2 separate regions of the Homo sapiens genome follow, and region 1 is linked to region 2. The links are chromatin loops, found by intact Hi-C in ENCODE. Cell type or tissue: IMR-90. All regions are shown on one strand. Each heading gives the region's core, and the rest is flanking DNA. Links, peaks and the distances in the headings are about the cores only.

Region 1 (7,493 bases), core at 1,601-6,600, 160 kb before region 2:
ACCCGGGAGGCTGAGGCAGGAGAATTGCTTGAACCTGGGAGGTGGAGGTTGCAGTGAGCCGAGATTGCGCCACTGCACTCCAGCCTAGGTAACAGAGTTTGAGATTCCATTGCAAATAATAATAATAATCATAATAATAATAGTAAAATAAAATTAATAAAAAATAAAAAAAACTTTGTTGATACTATAGTACAATGTATAGAATGGTAGAATGGCTTCTTGGGAAAGGGGGAATAGTTGGTGGGGTGGGTGGCTGGAAAGAAATGAAGGGTGACTTTTTCTCAAATGTGAGTGAGACGCAGCTCACAGTTCCATTCCTTGCACCCCAGATAGCTCTGTGGTGCCCCTTCTGTGGCCCCTTTGTCCAGAAGTGCCCCCTGGGGGTCTCTTTTTCCCATTTCTTCTTTCTCCATGACCCTCACCATTGGGCCTGATGGTTCATTTTGCTTTTTTGGTTATACATTCACCTCCTTTCATTGATTCTAATGGCTTTCACCCTGAACCCATAGCCCAGACCCAGCCTGGACAGGACAGCTCCCAGACAGGACAACCCACAGGATGTCCTTTTATAGCCCCAGGGAGCATTCCAAAGCACACTCACACCTCCCCCTCCTACTTCCTCCCTTCTGCCCTGATTTCAAACTTTCTCATCAGTGTTGGACTTTCTTTTTCGTTTTTCTATCTTTTCTTTTTTTTTGAGACAGAGTCTCGCTCTGTCGCCCAGGCTGGAGTGCGGTGGCGCGATCTTGGCTCACTGCAACCTCCGCCTTCCGGGTTCACGCCATTCTCCTGCCTCAGCCTCCCGAGTAGCTGGGACTACAGGCGCCCGCCACCACGCCTGGCTAATTTTCTGTATTTTTAGTAGAGACGGGGTTTCACCATGTTAGCCAGGATAGTCTCCATCTCCTGACCTCGTGATCTGCCCGCCTCAGCCTCCCAAAGTACTGGGATTACAGGCGTGAGCCACCGCACCCAGCCCAGTGTTGGACCTTTACCTCCTCTTGGTAGCTAACCATTTTTAACATTGGGTTAGTTTTTCCACAGAAGTAGATTTTATAGCATCACCTTTTGATTTCCATTGCTGCTGTCCAGATTGGCACTTCAAGCATGAATTGTTACAGGTGATTTGTAACTGGATGCCCCAGCCCCTGCCCTCCCAACCCTCTTTCTTTAGTTATATATAGTACCATCCTCAGGCTCATTTTTCTGAAATTGTTGTTGTTGTGTTGTTACTCTTCCCTCAGTGGCTCCTGCTGCCTGCAGGGTAAAGACCATATTTTTCAGCCAGGCATTTGAAGTCCTCTAAAGGAGGGGTCCCCAGATCCTGGGCCGTGGACCAGTGGTCCGTGGCCTTTCAGGAACTGGGCCGCACAGCAGGAGGTGAGCGGCAGGCGAGCATCACCACCTGAGCTCCGCCTCCTGTCAGATCAGCTGCAAGCATTAGATTCTCATAGGAGCACAGACCCTGTTGGGAACTGCGCATGCGAGGGATCTAGATTGTGCGCTCCTTATGAGAATCTAATGCCTGATGATCTGAGGTGGAACCATTTCATCCCGCAACCATTGCCTCTACTTTGTCTGTGGAAAAACTGTCTTCCACAAAACAAGTCCCTGGTGCCACAAAGGTTGGGGACCGCTGCTCTAGCACCTGACTTCAAATCATTTCTAAAATACATCTTGAACTCTCTGGCTCTGATTCTCACTCTTTTTTGCCTGTGCCATCGTGTTTCTGTCCCGTAACTCTGTGGATGCCATTCCACTTCCCAGGAGTGCCTTTTCCTTGTCTGTCTCCTGTCTCTTTCCAAGTATTTTCCAACATTTGAGACCAACTTGAGTTCAATTCTCACCTTCTCCATGATGGAAGGCTTCCCTCTCTTTTAACCACTTCATCTCACCTGGAAATCTCGTTCCCTTATGTCCTTCTGACACTAAATATGCAGCCACATATAAATATACTGGCTGAGTGGTCCAGTCGTTAAGCAGCCAGTATTGACCTCCACTCCGTGTGAGGCATTGTGCCTAGGTAGGCGCTGAGCTGCAAAGGACATTCGAGATTGGGTTCCTGCTTTAAGGGCATCACAGTGCCTTCTCCACACACGTGGGCTCAACCACCATGATGTGGCTTTGACAGCCACGAGCACAGAGGGGATAACACATGTGCTCTGCACCAGATGCCAGGATGTGACATTTGTTTTCGTTTTTGAGATGGAGTTTCACGCTTGTCCCCCAGGCTGGAGTGCAGTGGTGCAATGTTGGCTCACTGCAACCTCCACCTCCTGGCTTCAAGCGATTCTCCTGCCTCAGCCTCCCAAGTAGCCAGGACTACAGGTACATGCCACCACACCTGGCTAATTTTTGTGTTTTTAGTAGAGGTGGGGTTTCACTATGTTGGCCAGGCTGGTCTCGAACTCCTGACCTCAGGTGATTCACCCACCTTGGCCTCCGAAAGTGCTGGGATTACAGGCGTGAGCCACCGTGCCTGGCTGGGATGTGACATTTGAACTGAATTTTAAAGCAGTGGTAGAAGTTTCCAGGTGAAGAAAGAGGGCAAAGCACTCAGCCACAGCAAGCCACGCATGTGGAGACCTGGAGCCAGACAGAGGCAGCGAGAGGGGAGGGAGAAGCTGAGGGTGTCATTAGACAAGAGTAGACTATCTGGGGAGGAAAGATGATTGTTTTTAGGAAAATAACTGTTGATAGTATAGTATAGTGTGTAGAATGGCTTCTTGGGAAAGGGGAAATAGTTGGGGGGGTGGGTGGCTGGAAAGAAATGAATTATTAGGTGGTTATTGTAATAGAAATAGACACTAGAAACCAAGAAAAATGACCCTACTCTCTGTTGCCTCTGTATGAGTGTATGTCTGCGAGTGTATGTCTATTTCCTCAACCAGATTATTAGCCCGAGCTCTGCAGTGCGCGTTTTACCTGTTTATCTTTAGAATACCCACAGTACTTAGCATGTAACTATGTCCATAAAGGTAATTAATGGATGCTAATGATATGGTTTAGGCACTGTTTATCATCTTCCCACCAGACTTCAATGTGTAAAAAGTAGTGCCTAGCCTAGCTCATTGTAGACACTGAATAATTAAGAACAGACTGTAAAACGAGAAAGGAATAAAATATGCAACAATATGCAAAATTATTCAAAAGAATAAAGTATGCAAAAAGTATTTGCATGCCTTGAGTGCTTAAAGGTGACTTTGTGAGTGAACCGATGCCTCCCTATATGTGATTCCTGTGCAGGGGATGGAGCCCCCTGCCCACCTGGGTGGGGTTCAAGGTGGCACACAGCTTGGGTGGTAGTCTCCTATTCTGATGTGTTTTTCTTTCTCACTGCTTCCTGCAGATATTCTCTAAGCCGCTTTCATCATGGGAGAAATAGAGCAGAGGCCGACCCCAGGATCACGACTGGGGGCCCCGGAAAATTCGGGGATCAGTACCTTGGAACGTGGACAGAAGCCGCCCCCAACACCTTCAGGAAAACTCGTGTCCATCAAAATCCAGATGCTGGATGACACCCAGGAGGCATTTGAAGTTCCAGTAAGTTGGGGGCTTATCTGTAACCCAGGAGTGTGGTAGGGGACAGCCTTTGGTGTGAGGAGGTTCGGCTCATTCCCATGGCCAGTGACATGAGGCGGCTGGAGGTCCTGCATGTTCAGCACCTCCCTCCCCGCCCCCCAATGGCCCCGCTGACCCGTTCTGGTTTCGAGCTCTCCAGTGTCTAGATTTATGCTTGAACCACCCACATAGTGATGTCAGTGGCCTCGGCACTTGAATTTTACTATGAACTTTCATTCAAATATATATATGTAATCTAAGTGCATATGTATATGTTATGTATATATATGTAACTGGAGGGAAGAGTGGTCTTGTGGCTGGATCCCAGTTTAATTTACTGGTCATAGACAATTCCTCTCTCACATTGGTGCTTGTGCGTGTGTGTTTGTGGCAGGGGGGCTGTCGAACTCAAGTCCCGGTTACTGGCAAGAACAGTCCCGAGAGCATCATTAAAGAGCCACGTGTGTTTTCATGTGAGGGAATCAGGAGAGCCTGTGCATGCAACCCCACAGGGCAGGTGTGGGAGTATCGAAAAGCCTCCTTCCGAGCCTGCCATATGGCAGCCCTAGAGATGGGGAGGCCCTGCCACCGCAGGGCCCTGGACAGAGCAGCCTGGGGGCCGGAGGTGTCACAGGAGGAGCCGGCAGCCTGGGCCCCTCAGCAGCTGGAGCCGTTGGAGCCGCTGGAACCTCTGGTGCTCCTCACTTCTGCTGTTCTTCTCCGAGCCCCTGCCTGGCCTCTCCCAGCCTCCTCCTCAGATCGCTCCTGCGGGAGGATGAGAAGCTGCCGCCTGCTTCGTGCAGCTGGTGCACATCTTATTCCCGGCAGGAGAGGAAGTGGGAGTGTCTGGCTGGCTAAGCAGCAGGCCCACTCCCTCTCATCGGCTCAGTCCAGAGAACTCTTAACACTCCTCGGATCTAGTATTTTGGGTTTTCTGTCTGGAGTATCAAATACCATGTCTAATATTGTTTGTGGAGGAGGAAGATAACTCTTGAATTCCAAGCAGCCAACTTACAAACAAACTCTGGGAGCACACCTGTTTTTAACATAGAGATGATCTGTGTGTCATTCCTGTTGGCTAGAGGGGCTGGAATTTAGTAGTCGGCATTAACGTTGGTAACCCATCATTTAATCACTTATGGGATATGAGTCAGCGAATTATATTTATTTCAAAGAACATTGCTCAGAGCACATGAACTAACATTAAATGTCTCAGGAAAAGATAAACTCAGAACAGCTATGCTTAAAACCACCAATTTATTGCGCACTGCAAACAACCTTTGTGTTTTCTGATTTTCTTGTGGAATTTGTATCTTTCAAGGACTTGGGACAGCTTTGTATTTTGGTGAACAAAGCTATTGCTCATCTGCTAAAATCATAGACTGTTGAGGAGAGCCCCTGCCATGCAGTTAGAATTGGGCCTCCTGGCACACGTGGTCCGTATGTGCGCCACCTCACCCACTTTTTTGTCTTTGTTGCCAGACTGGTTCAGTGAGGTGTTTCGTTTCAGTGTTTCCTGTTGAGCACTGTGAAGGACTTCTGAGCCCAGGTTTCTAGCACACACATTCTATTACACGGTGTTTCTGAGTGGGTTGGACTGTGGAACTGGCAAATGCTGCTCTTGTGTGCACTCACTCCAGGGATCGTTGGACTGTGCTCACCTGCAGTTCTTCTTGAAACCAAAGAAAGTCAAGACCCCATTCCTAGCTACTATTTAGCAGCTATCCAGGAACTCCCTGCCCAAGAAGTAGTAATAGAAATGTGTTTTTATCTTTTAAAATGATTTTTCTTCATAATTTCTGATGGCTTATGCTTTGCATTTATAAGCCCTTTGTCTGGAAGGAACCTTTCTCATGCTCTCTAATAAACTCCTGTGCATTCTTAAAAGCCCTATCAGTTTTACCTGGATGCCTACTCTCTCAAGCAGGGCTTTTTCTTCCTTCCTGCAGACCACTTTACTCATATACCTGTCAGATGCACAAGGGAGCCTGGGTTCAAATCCCAGCATCTCCTACTGAGAGTTGTGCAGCGTGAACAAGTTATTTAACCTGTCTGTATCGATAAAATGAGGCTAATAATAAACTCGACTTTATACTATATGAGAATAAAAAAAGAGGTGACACAAAGTGTTTGGAGCAATTCTTGACATGTAGTAAGAGCTTAACTAAATAGTAGTAATGACATGCACGTCCAACTGCCTGCCTGTTCTGTCTATATCCCCAGCATCTAGCATGGCACCTGGCATATAGTAGCTGCTAATTAAATGTTTGCTGACTGTTAGAGTGAGTGTGAGTTTATTTTACAAGTAGAATTAATGCCATTGTTCGTTTTCACATGTCTCCTCCATTCATATTTTTCTTTTTCTCTTTTTTTTTTTTGAGACGGAGTCTTGCTGTGTCTCTAGGCTGAAGTGCAGTGGTGCGATCTCAGCTCATTGCAAACTCCTCCACCTGGGTTTAAGCGATTCTTCTGCCTCAGCCTCCCAAGTAGCTGGTACGATAGGTGCCTGCCACCACACCCAGCCAATTTTTGTGTTTTTAGTAGAGACGGGCTTTTACCATGTTGACCAGGATGGTCTTGATCTCCTGACCTCGTGATCCGTCCGCCTTGGCCTCCCAAAGTGCTGGGATTACAGGTGGGAGCCATCACACCTGGCCATATTTTAATTTTTCTAGTTTGGTCAGAATCTTTCTCTTAACCTCTGGGAAACAGATGTATTCCTTAACTGGCTGTAGAAAGTCACATATCAGCATTTTTATTGGTGGAGCTGATTCTGAGTCAGTACCTCATGCTGTTTAAGAGCAGCCACGGCCAGGCCAGCAGCAGCTGAAAGGCATGGGGGCTGGCTGTGATGGCCCAGTCATCAGGGATTGGGAGGAAGGTGACTACAGGGTTGTGAGAGACTCAGCTCCCCAGTCTTGCTTTAAAACCTTGCTGTGAAACTTTTTGCTGGGAATTCAAGGCCAAGTGTCTGACCCTGGAAACGTCCTTTGATGGAGTGCCCCAAGTGAATGACTTCTCATGGCTCAGTCACATTTGCCACGCAGCTGAGCTGGGCACGTGGCCAGAAGTCCCTGCAGTTTCCTTTGGGGATGACTGGTGTCTTTCCCTGGGGGTTGAATTTCCTGGGCCTTTGCTTATTAATTTTATTTTAAAATACGGAATTATAGGCAAAGCAGTCATTTAAAATGCAAATCCCCTAAACACTTCCTGGAACAAAGAACCACACCATCTTCTCCATGGTGTCTCCGTCCTTCTTTGTACCCTAAAAAAATTATTATTAAAGAGATCTACCTTTTGGGAGGCTTTGGCAGTTAGCTCCACGATCTTTTCCATTCTGTAGCTGTTTCCACAAGCACCTCTGTGGTTGAACTTGGACTGTCTTTTTAGGTATTTCCTCTGCAGAGTGGAAAGTTCAAGCGCAGTATTTATAGTAAATTCTTGCATGGTGTTTTTTCATCTTTATGTGGAAAACACCGTGCAAATAAGCTTCAGCCTGTGGTTTATGATATATGCAGCTTTCTCTTCCAACCAGAGGTTATGAAACAGAGTGACTCTTGGGCATCTGAAAGGGTTAATAAGGTGCCCCTATGCCCGCCCAGGCCATTTCCCTGATGGTTCCTGGGAAGGTTTTCTGTGTCCCCTCCTCGTGACCCGGCGGGTAAACAAACACAGTTCCCACTGACATTAGTAGGATGAAGCAGATGGTTTCCTCTCCAAGTGTTTATTCAGTTTATGTATTTTCATTAGCAGTGTTTCTATAGGAAGAGCAGAGGAAATAAGACACAGCCATTTTTATTTTTTATTTTTATTTTTATTTTTTGCTTCTTTTGAGCAGCCCTGGTAAAAAAAAATGCTTGGGGAAGATGCTCACAGGTGACAAAAAAGACACCTAGTGCCTGTCGAAGGGTTAGAAGGAGTGGTGGCCAGTT
Region 2 (7,493 bases), core at 1,334-6,333:
AATAGCTCTATGTAGTACTTTTGTCACAGTATTTTTTAAAAATGGATCTCTCTTTCCCCACAATATGGAAGTGTGAATTAGTAGCTGAACTTGGCCAGTTGTTAAGTGACTTGGAAAATGGCAGATGTGCACTTGGCAGCTTGGAATGAGATGCATTATTTGTATTTGTAAAGTCTTTTTCTTTAATGGCATTTGAAACACAAATCAGTAAATGCTTTACTTCTTTTTTTCTTCTTCTTTAGGGCCAAAGCACGTTGTTGTTAAGTTTGTGGTGAAATTCTTTCCGCCTGACCACACACAACTCCAAGAAGAACTCACAAGGTTAGTGGTTTGGAAACTGTGTATTTTTTGCTACAGAGTACAGAGGAAAAGAGAAAATGAATGTTCTCAATTGATGACACAAACATTTTCATAATGTTTACTTGACCAGCATCTGTTCTGTACTGAACAGTTTAACCTTCCTCTTTCCCAGCCCTGCTTACAAAAATGGGGGGAGAAGTACTGTTTTCCCTAAAACTTGGTTTCTTGAAGGTTGTGATATGAAGTGAATCCTGGGCTTATACTCTGTTAATAGCACATTTTCCATCTTATATGTCACATCATGGACTGTTCTGGATGTGAATCTCTTCTGTGAAACCAACATGTCAACTCAGAGTTTGTCTTTGCCGCTGCCATGGGTGGTAGATTTGGCAGGAACTGGAGGTCAATTCTTTTCAAAGTGTGACCGCGTGGAAGAAGTGCAGGCATTGAGTCAGACCTGGCTTCGGCCACCATCCTGCCACTTGCTGTGACGGGCCAGTTACTTTCTCCCTTTGTGTTGCCATTACTTCCCCTATTACAGTGTGGACTCTAATGCTTGCTTGGCCAGAGTGGTTTTGAGGATAAGCAGTATTATACTAGAGTAGCTGGGATCCAGTAGGGACACTGTAAATGGTAACTATCAACACCACCATTGTCACCATCACCATCACTGTTTTCATTGTCGTCACCATCATCATCACCATCGTCATTATCACCATCATCACATCATCACTTCTACTCATTTTATATATACCTTTTTTTTTTTTTTGCAACAGAGTCTCTCTCTGTCGCCCAGGTTGGAGTGCAGTGACGCAGTCTCAGCTCACTGCAACCTCTGCCTCCCGGATTCAAGCGATTCTCCTGCCTCAGCCTCCTGAGTAGCTGGGACTACAGGTGCCCACCACCACACCCAGCTAATTTTATATTTTTAGTAGAGACAGCATTTCACCATGTTGGCCAGACTGGTCTCGAACTCCTGACCTCAAGTGATCCACCTGCTTCAGCCTCCCAAAATGCTGGGATTATGTGCGTGAGCCACTGCGCCCAACCTCATTTTATAATTTGAGGCAAGACTGATGGTGTTCCAAAAGAGGGCAGAGCTGGCAGGAACATGTGTGGATAAAATGATTCCCTTTGAAGAGAATCCTTCAGAGGACACTAATCTAACCAGCCTAATTCTTTTTTTTTTTTTTTTTTATCATTATTATACTTTAAGTTTTAGGGTACATGTGCACAATGTGCAGGTTAGTTACATATGTATACATGTGCCATGCTGGTGTGCTGCACCCATTAACTCCTCATTTAGCATTAGGTATATCTCCTAATGCTATCCCTCCCCGCTCCCCCCACCCCACAACAGTCCCCAGAGTGTGATGTTCCCCTTCCTGTGTCCATGTGTTCTCATTGTTCAGTTCACACCTATGAGTGAGAACATGTGGTGTTTGGTTTTTTGTCCTTGCGATAGTTTACTGAGAATGATGATTTCCAGTTTCATCCATGTCCCTACAAAGGACATGAACTCATCATTTTTTATGGCTGCATAGTATTCCATGGTGTATGTGTGCCACATTTTCTTAATCCAGTCTATCATTGTTGGACATTTGGGTTTAACCAGCCTAATTCTTGTCATACATGGTGTTCAAGCAGTGACTGTTTAATACCGAGGCCATCATATCCTTCCTCATCCCTCTCAGTACAGAGCACAGTATCTTGGGTCATCATTGATCATCATTTATCAAAGGGATGAAGATACTGATGTAATCAGCAATATTTATTAAGGGTTCCCTGTGTGCAAGCATTGTTCTAGGCACTGGGAGTGCAGTGATGAAAAGACAAGAATACTCTCATGGAAACAGACAAAGCGATTAAATAAACAAGATAATATCAGATAGCGGCAAGAACTCTTTAGGTAATTGAAGTAGGAGGATGTGATAGAGGTGCCTGGGTGATGACTTCAGGCTGGTGGGTCTGGGATGCCTCTTGAGGAAGTGAGAAGGAACCATCAGTCATTTACTGAGAGAGCTTTCTAGAGAGATGGAGCAGTCAGTACTCTGCCCAAGGCGGGAATCAGCTCCAAGCATTCAAATACATAAAGGAGGGCCAGCATGGCAGGAGTGTTGGGAGCGTCGTGGTGAGGTGGGAGAGAGGCTTGACACACATAGTGTTGAAAGATTGGCTGCCATGTGGATGTTAGGGGGAGAAGGAGAGTCCCAGGGCATCCTGTGAGGAGGCGGTCACATGGTGATGGCAAAGAAGCCACCAATAGGTAGCAGTAGAAATGGAGGCAAGTAGTTGTGTTTGGAACAGGTACCGGAAGCAGGGTCCCTCTGTCTTGGTGATGAGGTGGTGGTGGACTTTGAGGGAGGGAGAGGGGGCACTTAGATTTTTGGCTTGAGTGACTGGGGGGGAGATGGTGTTGGGGGTTACTAAAATGAGAAAAGGATGGAGGGAAGTGGAGGACTGTTGGGGAGTGGAGAGTCAGGGTGTTTCTGGCCAGGTCATGTTTGAGATACCTGTTAGCTGTCCCATGACCACAGCAGCAGCAGGAAGGACATCAGATACAGGAATGTGCAGCTCCAGGGAGACAGTGACAAAGACTTCCCACTGCTTTGTGTTTTCTGAACGTTTGTGCTGCTAATCATCCACGTCCACTTAGAACCCTCAAATCAGCGAAGAAGGCAAAGGCAGCCAGGAATTGGCAGAAAGCAGCAGCCTTCTGGGAGCTACCTGCATAGGAGGGACAGCCCGAGCTGCTAAGCCGGGTCTGCACAGGACTGAGGGCTGGCTGATGACAGGAGGGCCTTTCGCTGGGGCTGCTGGGTCTTGGTTTCTCAGGCTGGTTTTCCTGTCGTTGGAAACTGCATTGCCCTGAGCTCTGCGTGCTGAAATAAATCTAAGGGCAAGTCCAGCTGTTGGAGGAATGTAGTTGTGTTTGGAATAAGTAGCATCGGTAGCGTGCCTTTTCCTCATGTGAATCACCAGGGCTCTTTCTTGCTCAGGAAGTTGGAGGCACAAATCCTGTATCCCCTCACCCCCGCCCCCCGTTTTTTTTTTTTTTTTCATTAAAAATTCTGTTTTGCCAATAGTTTTGCACCTTTTCAATTTTTGTGAATCGTCTCTAGAGGTTTGCAGTTGGCTACCATTCTGGCCCTTGCTCTGAAACTCCATACAGCTGGTTACCATCGAGCCGCATGTGCCTGGTACATTGCCAGCTCCTCTGTCAGTGCTGATAAATTCCTAAAGTTACACGAGCTCAGCTGGACGGAGCAGGTTTTTGTTGTTTTTGTTTTCTGGCACCCAGTGTGAACTGACATTTAAGAAGTCTTTTCCAAGGAGACAGTTCTTTTGGCTCATTGTTGAATAAAATTGATCTGAAATTCCTACTTTTTTTTTTATCATCTCTCCATCACTCCCCACTTGGTACAAGGCATAGAGAACCTCATGGGGCCGATGTGTTGGGACTCTCGCATCTCAAATTCCTGTAGAAGCAAAAATGGACTGACTATTGAGATTTCAGGTGCTGTTCTTTGGCAGATGGTGAATGAGGGGATGCTGGGAGAAGCTCCATGTCAGCTGTGCTTTGTGGGGAGGGACGCATACACAGAAGTGGGACAGACGGAGAAACTGGCCTGTGGTTCAGCAAAGCATAAGTGACTCTAGCTCTGTAGTTAATGCTTTGGGCCTCCAGGAATAGCTCTTTCAGCTTCCCATTGATATAGATAGGAGATTAAATTGCACTCTTTTGTTAAACAAGAAGCTGGATTCCTTTCTATTTATTGAACTGCAGGTGGAATGCCATCCTATTGACAGCAGCACCCAGACACCTAGAAGGAGAAGCGTATTGACTCCTGGGTGCAGCCTCAAAACAACGAGTGAGGGTCTTTGGAAAAGATGATCCCAGTTTTTCTTTTTTTTTTTTTTTTTTTTTTGGCGATGGAGTCTCGCTCTGTCGCCCAGGCTGGAGTGCAATGGCACGATCTTGGCTCACTGCAACCTCCGCCTCGTAGGTTCAAGCGATTCTTCTGCATCAGCCTCCCAAGTAGCTGAGACTACAGGCACGTGCCACCACACCCAGCTAATTTTTGTATTTTTAGTAGAGACGGGGTTTCACCATATTGGCCAGGCTGGTCTCGAACTCCTGACCTCATGATCTGCCTGTCTTGGCCTCCCAAAGTGCTGGCATTACAGGCCTGAGTCGCTGCACCCTGCCACATGATCTCAGTTTTTCTTATCGTGTGGCTTGGAATCACTTTCCTTGTGCCATGTTTAGCCACCCTTTGTTCTTCCCCTTCTCTCTGGGCATCCCGTCTTCAGTTGGATCCAGCTTCTACTTGCCTGTGTTCTTATAGGTGAGGGGACCCTATCAGAACATGCTGCTCTGCGCCCTGCACGCCCTACTGAAGTGTTCTCTTAGACTGCAGGAGAATTCTAAATTGCTTATATGTAATAAGAAAAGAGGGAAGATGGTGGTTTTCCAGATGAAATAAATTATTCATATTGAAAGCAAGGCATCAAATGGGTGTGACATGTGACTCTTGCAGTCCCTAGGAGTGAAGTCCCTCTGTCTGCTCCTGCCATAATCGTTGTCCTCTCCTCACATGAGAGGTGGACTCTCCTCACGTCCACTCTTCTGCTAAGGAAACTTGATTCCATTTTGAGCGCTTTATGTTTTCATTGTGTTTACCGGTTCAGTTTTATTTAGTGCTCACCAAGTAAAACTTAGCCTCTAGCTCGCGTGAGACTGATTGGAATTGCTTCAGTGGACAGTACTAAAGGTGTTGCAGAATCTCTAAAGTTAGCATCGCGGCCAGCATGCTCAGCTTACAGCTCATGGTAAGAAAAGTGGACAGAGTTAGTACCCAGGAAGCTACTTCTCATGTTACAAGGGCCTTGGATCAGGAAGAGTCCATGTAATCAGGGGGAGTCACGTTCTTCCTTCAGCCTTCAAAATAGCCTTGTGCTCTCCCAGTAAACGTGTGTGTTTTCAGAACCTGATGCCATCTCGCAGCCCATGTGTGATTGTCACCAAAGGTCCCCAGAGCCTGCCAGACTGCCCATGCGTTTGTCCCTGAAAACCTCTTTGTGAACACAGAAACTCATGTTTGAAATGATAAATGGTAAAATATTCAGAATGTAATTTTAAAACAGGTAAAATATTCAGAATGTCATTTTAAAACATGAAGCCCTCCTATTTAATGAAAAACCGATTAGAAATTTGTAGCTCTACAAAGTGTTGGGCTCAAAAGACAGTGACTATAATCCAGCACGATAGTTTGTATTCCCACCTCCCACATGAGGTTTAGATTGTTTTATATTCTCTGCTTTTCTTCCCTTTGACTTTCCAGAGACAGACAGACAGACACACACACACACACACACACACACACACACACACACACACACACACAGAAAGGGGGTTGCGGGGAGAGACAGAAGGGTAGAGCAAGAGAACAAGAATAAAATTAGGGAGGTCAGAGAAAGTCCCACTGGTAGGTCTGTAGTCTGTAGGGCACTTTTTGCTGGTTATACAATTGCTGCTGTGGTTTTTTAGTTCTTAATAATAAAATTTCCTAAATGACTTAAAATGGATTATTCTTTTATTTTTAAAAACTGCCAACTTTTATTGAATATTTTTGTTCTAATAGTGTTTTCCATGTATCTCATTTAATTCTTATGGAAACCTCTATAGCTAATACTATTAAAGGCCCTTTTGAAAATCAAAAATACCCTTTCATTATTATAATAGTAGTAAACATACATTGTAGAAAGTTAGAATAGACAAATGAATAAGACTAAGAAAGTAGAAACATTGCATTCCCATTGCCCGTCACATTAGTAAGATATCCTTTCTGAATTTTTCTATGCATACATATGTACTTTTCATCTCATCTAATACATTGGCCATATTCACATTTCCCTATTTATCCCCTAACTGTCCTTTGTATCTGTTTATTCTAAAATAAGGTTGGCTAGGCACAGTGGCTCACATCTGTAATCCCAGCACTTTGGGAGGCTGAAGCAGGAGGATGTCTTGAGCCTAGCAGTTTGAGACCAGCCTGGGCAACACAGGGAGACCTGTCTCTACAAAAAATTTTAAAAATTAGCTGGGCATGGTGGTGTGTACCTGTAATCACAGCTACTCTGGAGGCTGAGGCAGGAGGATTGCTTGAGCCCCCAGAGGTTGAGGCTGCAGTGAGCAGTGATTGTACCACTGCACTCCAGCCTGGAAAACAGAGCAAGACTCTGTCTCAATCAGTCAATTAATCAATCAATTAAAAAAAACAGATCCACTCTAGGACCACATATTGCATCTAGTTAGTATGTCATCTGGGCCTATGTAAGTTAGTCCCTCATTTTCTTTTCCTCATGATAGCATCTTGTTGAAGAAACTGGACCAGCTACACTACACAGTATCCTACTTTCTGAATTTGCCTGCTAGCTTTCTTGTGGTGCTGTTTAACTTGTTCCTCTATCCTTTGTATTTTTCCAAAACTGGAAGTCATAGTCTGTTCTATGCTGCTATAAAGGAATACCTGAGGCAGGGTAATTTATAAAGAAAAAAGGTTTATTTTGCTCATGATTCTGGATGGCTAAAAAGTTCAAGATTGGGCATTGACATCTGCTGAGGGCCTCAGGCTGCTTCCACTCGTGGTAGAAGGCAAAGGGGAGCTGGCATGTGCAGAGATCACATGGTGGGAGAGGAGGTGGGTGGAACAGGGAGGTGCTAGGCTTTTTGTAACAACCAGCTCTCACAGGAAGTAACAGAGTGAGAACTCACTCACCCCCAAGGGAGGTTATTAGTCTATTCATAAGGGATCTGCCTTGACAACCCAAACACCTTTCACTGGGCCCCACCTCCAGCACTCAGGATGAAATCTCAACATGAGGTTTGGAGAGGACAGGAAATTCATTCTAGGGCTTGACTGATACACTTAAACATTTGGGCTGGAGTCTGTCATAAGTGATGTTGTGTGCTTCATATTTCATTAATGATTAGAGATTGTTCATTGGATTCAGGTGGTGACATTCTGATTATTCTTTTGCCAGGTAAAGTCATATTTCCTTTGCCCTATGTGACTGTCCAGTCTCCTACATGGTTTTTTCACCCATTGATAATCCTGGCTGGAGTCAATAATTTCTTTAGAGTTTGTGGAATGAGGATTTTCTAATTCTATTATTCTTGCTATGTTATA

What was found. A loop is a pair of places that touch in the nucleus more often than their neighbours do. Peaks named below come from ENCODE experiments on the same cell type or tissue, not always from the same donor. Only the 100,000 strongest peaks of a DNase experiment are listed, where the experiment ranks them.
Region 1: it touches region 2 in a loop (3-fold over the local background); 2 of 110 quality-filtered maps call a loop at or near these places.

Annotation. Positions count from the first base shown.
Region 1 is chr13:98,209,871-98,217,363 of GRCh38, forward strand. FARP1 (FERM, ARH/RhoGEF and pleckstrin domain protein 1) reads left to right here. Exons shown (of 27, transcript NM_005766.4): 2 at 3,350-3,543. The coding sequence starts at 3,373. Among named protein-coding and RNA genes, the nearest start is that of MIR3170, 5.1 kb to the left of the region's middle. In IMR-90, for the core only: no CTCF peak of the experiment used is centred there; DNase peaks (open chromatin) are centred at 4,641 and 6,401; H3K27ac peaks cover 3,289 bases.
Region 2 is chr13:98,367,875-98,375,367 of GRCh38, forward strand. It overlaps FARP1 (FERM, ARH/RhoGEF and pleckstrin domain protein 1), which reads left to right. Exons shown (of 27, transcript NM_005766.4): 5 at 243-321. Among named protein-coding and RNA genes, the nearest start is that of FARP1-AS1, 64 kb to the right of the region's middle. In IMR-90, for the core only: no CTCF peak of the experiment used is centred there; DNase peaks (open chromatin) are centred at 3,237, 3,537 and 5,177; H3K27ac peaks cover 3,247 bases.